Regions from separate parts of the Mus musculus genome. Here region 2 is linked to region 1. Evidence: chromatin loops called from intact Hi-C (ENCODE). Cell type or tissue: left cerebral cortex. All regions are shown on one strand.

Region 1 (2,500 bases):
GGCTTGAAAGAGTCACAGGTTGCTCTGGATATCATAGAAGAACAGTAGAGTAATACAGGGTATATTTGTCTCATCTAGGCATATAACTTGTATTTATCTCAATTGAGTTTTGAGTTCTTTGTGTGGGCATTTTGGGGGTTGAGGATTTACTGTTATAAATCTGGCTGATAAATTACAAGCCTCTGGAGTATTCATTTAAAGGCGCTAGGGATTAGAGCCAGTGGCGGCCAGTCTTGGCAGGCTAGCCACAGGGGATAGATAGCAGGGGGCAGCAAACTGCAGGGAACTAGGTGGACAGACTCTTGGGGGTAGCCTTGGGGGTGGGGAGACTGTATTGCCGGTGTGTAACTGTCATTAATTAGCGTGGATTGTTTTTTTAATAACCTGAGTCTGCCTATTATCACAAAATTGAGCCCAAACTGCGTCTCACTGTGCTCATTTTGAACACCTGAACACTTGTCTCTCTACTATAGCACTTTGTGTGTGTACCTGTGTGTGAGGATGAAGGGTAGAATAAGCCTCAAGAATTTCTCCTCAGGAGCCACCCACCTTGGATTTTTTGGTTTGGTTTGGTTTGGTTTGGTTTATTTTTGATACAAGGACTCTCACTGGCCTGGAGCTCATCTAGTAGGCTGGCCAGTGAGGCCCAGTGTTCCATTGTCTCTGACTCCTCAGTGCTGGGGGTGAGAACACACCACCATACCTAGTCTTTTCTTTTCATGTGGGTTCTGTAGATCCAACTCATTTTCCCGAAGCAAGGACTTCACCAACTGATCTTCCCAGCCCCACTCTCTCATACCTGGGTGAGAAACTCCTCAGTCCCTACAGGTTTCATCCGATCGATCTTTAGCACAAGATTTGAAATGCATCTGTATGCAAAAGCTCTCAAGCCAGAAAATAGAGGCGGGGCTACCCACTCTTGAGGTGTCTTTTAAGTTGGCTCAGAGAGGAGTTTAAGAAAAGCCCCGCGCAGCTGCTGGCTTGCCTTGCCAGCTGAACACTGTTCTATCGGGGTTGAGTGAAGCTGAGAAATCACGGGAAGGCACAGCAGACCTCATCCAGCCCACTCAGCTGATCAAATTCCAAAACAGCCTCTTGCCAAATGGCTCATGGCTGCATCCCCATAAAACAGCCACCTCAACCGCTGCTCAGAGCGGCATCCTGGCAGTCAAAGGCATCCACACAAGAGACAGAGGACGAGAGACAGACCACACACCCCCTAGTGGCCCTTCCTGCTACTACTCCCTCGACATAACTCTTTACCACACAGTGACCCTGGTGTTCCTTGTGGTCTTCAGCCAGACAGACTGCCACCCTGGTATAGGTGACTGTCTTCCATCTTCAGGAGTTCAGCTGTGTTCCTTCCAATCACCCCAGCTGGGCTTCTTGACTGCTTACATGCCCTCATAAGAGGAGGGACTGGGATGGTGCCTCACCTCCAGCAGCTCGCTATCACCTGATGTGTACACCTGGGTCCTGACTACAGATGCAGGAGCAGTGGGTGGGGGTAGAAGATGCAGGCCTGCAAAGACTAGAAGAACCATCTGTGTGGCTGTGGAAAAGACCCCCCCCAACCCCAGTTCCCAATGGGTAAAGACTTTCCAATGAGGCCTTTGGGAAGGGATGCACCCACACTCTGGTAATTTCTTCCTGTGCTCTTACTGTAAGTAAACCCAATCAACTCCTTGGTTCTGAGAACAAAGGTCTACACAATTCCTGGATGTGCCCCAGGGACCCAGGAAGACGAGTGGATATTGTTTAGCTCTTTCAATGCAAAAAATTTTTTTTAGCCATAGCACATTTTACAACTGTTGTTTTCGGGGCTTACCATTTTCTGGAACCCTTCTGAAAATGCTTTGTGTGTATAAACTCTGTACAGCCTGCCAGGGCTAGACTATTGTCTAACCTCTGACAGACAAGGAGCCTGAAGCACAAGTCAACCTATGTGCCCAAGGCCACACAGTCAATCCAGGACTTCTCTGTCAGAGCTTCGCAGCATGGGAACTCTGCCACAGAGTAAGGGGACTTGTTTTTCATCCCTCCAGAGCCTAAGAAGTCACGAGCAAAGCTGAACGCCCTATCTGACATCCAGAAGTAATAGGGGACCTCCAGAAATTTCTGTTCCCAGGGCTTCTCAGAATCCCCTCTATTCAGTTGTCCCCTCACCTGAAGGGGACACTCAAGAAGGAAGTTCTTCTGCTTATTGAACACCCATTTGCTCATGCATGCTGGCCATTGCACGCCAGACTGCCATGCTGAGAGGCCTGTATATTCTAAAGAATCTCAGGCCATTCTCTCCCTTCCTCCTGCTTCAGTTCGAGGACTGTGACAAACTAGGTGGGTGGGCAAAAACACCTTTCATGTGGAAATGAATTTCTCAGGGCACTCAGAAGCCAGAAGTTGGCAGTGGACCCCACACACAGTGTATATGAAGCCTCTGAGCTATGTGCTCAAGTTCACCACTGTTGGGCCCATTAACTTTGTGGATAATGTCAATATT
Region 2 (2,500 bases), 100 kb after region 1:
TTAGTTTATAGAATTCCTTGAGGGTTGCAGTGGAGGAGCCGTAAGCAGAAGCCCTTTATCAGAATCCCTGAGGCTTCAAGAGCTTTTCCAAGACCAAGTTTGTAGACTTCCTAGCTTGTTTTCTGTGGAGTACAACAGTGTGGCCAGGGCTTGGGGTCACTTGGGGCAAAGTGCCTAGACAGTCTCCTTTTCTTTGTGTGTGTATGTAGACTGTAGGTTGTATGTAAGTGTGTATGTGTGTATACTAGTACATGTACATATGAGTTCTTGTGCTTATGGAGGTCAGAGGTCAACTCCAGGTTTCTTTTTGTCACTCTCCATCTTGTTCTTTGAGACAGCATCTTTCATTGGTCTGGAACTTGCCAAGTAGGCTACACTGGCTGTTGGGCAAGCCCCAGGGATCCACCTATCTCTGTCTCCCCAACACTGGAATTGCAACAGCATGCTGCCATACTGGGCTTTTTTTGATTGGTTGGTTGGTTGGTTGGTTGGTTGGTTGGTTCTAGGAATCTAATCCAGGTCCTCATGCTTGCTCATCTAATACTTCACCATCTGAGCCTTTCCCCAGTCAGCTTTTTTCTGCTTTCCATGTCAATTCAAACTCCCAACCCTGCTGAGAATCCCTAGGTGGATCTGTGCAAAGATGGAACAGTGCCAATTAGCTGGATACTGTGATCAATGTAGAACTGACCCTCCCAAGTCTGGCTTACTCCTAAACAGTTACCCTGGGCACTGGGACCCCTTCAGCTGACTCCATGTTGCCTTGTACAAGTATCTTCAGCTAAGCAGATAATAATGGTAGAGTTAAATTGACAGCTCTGGTGTCTTAATGCCTCCAGGGTTTCTGAAATACCATCAGCCTCTTTTTATAGACGGAGACATTTAGCACCCAAGAGCTATATAGATTTCAGCTCATACAACTTGAAACACATTGTGGATTATGGCAGTCATTCCATGGAATTTTTCTTGCTGCAGGTTGAAAGTGGATCATCTGGTACAGCTCATGTTTAAAAATAGGGATGGTGGTGTGAAGATGAGCCTCGGAGATACGCCCGTGCTTATCTACTTAGAATATTGTCAAAGACACCAAAGCTGAGAACCTCTGGCTCCACATTGTACAAATGAAAATTCTGACCCCTATGGATAGTGTGTGCCTACTGCAGAGAATACAGGCTTGGGAGAAGACTCATCCAGTAAAGTGCTTGCCATACAAACACAGGACCTGAGTTCAATCCTTAGCACTCATGTCAAAAGCAGATATAGTGGTGTGCACCCATTCTCTGTGTAAATGCCAGATTAGGGGTCTAAGGGTTCTATAGGAGGATTCCTGCAAGAGGGAGGGAGGGAGGAGTGAGAAGAGAGAAGAGGGGGCTGACCGTGTGTCCAGAACCCTTCTAACTGCAGAGTAATGTTCCTTGTCGCAGGCATTTGCAGGGAAGGTCTTGATCACAGATCTTCAGTTTGGTTTCATTTTATGTCTCATGTGGGGAGGGGATCTGACAAGCATCTTTAGTAAAATGATAGTATATCTCTCAAGGCATTCATTATCAATCACATCATGGCCTTCTGGAGACAACAGAGAAAATACACAATTTAAATTTTAACCTCAGACATTGATAAAAGAATCAAAGTAACAACATAGTAATAGCTGACCATCACAGAGCACTGACATGTTCCCTAGGGACCATGTACAAAATTAACATCTGCTAACTCACCTATTTTTCCAACACTGTCATTTATAGGCACAGTTACACCCCCATTTTACAGATAAGGAAAGTGAGAGTCAAAGCAGGTAGCTGAGAACACAGATCACACAGGGCAGTTAAGCTCAGTGAGATAGCCCCTGCCTGACAACGAGCAAGGATCTGAAGCCAGAGTTCACTCCCAGGTTCACTCCCCTCCCCACAGTGAACAATGACCTCTCATATACAAATCCAACATAGCAAGGTTAAGTCAGCTTCATAGCACAGTTAATGTATCTAACAAACGCACAGATACCTAGTGAAGGGCTGTCCCAGAAAATAACATCTACATGTAGCTCTTATTGCTGTTTTTGAGAAGAGTCTTAGGCTAACTTCAACCTCCCTATGTGGCCTAGGATGACCTACAACTTCTTAGCTTCCTGCTTTCCCTAGATCTGGGGTTACCACAGCAGCTTGGGCAGTGCTGGGCTTGGAACCTTGGCTTCCTGCATGCTAGGCTGGCTCGATACCAAATGAGTCACATCCCCAGTTCTCAGCCTCGGTTTGAAATCCACTTTCCTCCAATGCTGCAGAGCACATAGCTGTCATGAGTGTGTGGTTGTTTCTATCTAATGCGTTATGTATGACAACCCGAGCTTGGTGCTTTTTCTGAAAGTCTTAAAGGAGTATGGTGAATGAAAAAGTTAAGTGAGAGGAGGAGGACTTGATGAGTCCTAAAGTTGGAGAAGATTTTAGATATAAGGGAGAAAACAGGCAGAGATAAGAATTCAGGCTTAACATGGCTGGCAGACTAAATG

What was found. Hi-C counts contacts between places; a loop is a spot of excess contacts. Peaks named below come from ENCODE experiments on the same cell type or tissue, not always from the same donor. Only the 100,000 strongest peaks of a DNase experiment are listed, where the experiment ranks them.
Region 2: it touches region 1 in a loop (2.4-fold over the local background); 8 of 42 quality-filtered maps call a loop at or near these places.

Annotation. Positions count from the first base shown.
Region 1 is chr16:97,325,047-97,327,546 of GRCm38, forward strand. No RefSeq gene overlaps it. Among named protein-coding and RNA genes, the nearest start is that of Bace2, 30 kb to the right of the region's middle. In left cerebral cortex, a CTCF peak has its summit at 1,223; a DNase peak (open chromatin) is centred at 1,060.
Region 2 is chr16:97,429,300-97,431,799 of GRCm38, forward strand. The region is part of intron 8 of Bace2 (beta-site APP-cleaving enzyme 2); the gene reads left to right. Among named protein-coding and RNA genes, the nearest start is that of Bace2, 74 kb to the left of the region's middle. In left cerebral cortex, a CTCF peak has its summit at 1,124; DNase peaks (open chromatin) are centred at 1,005 and 2,250; H3K27ac peaks cover 1,824 bases.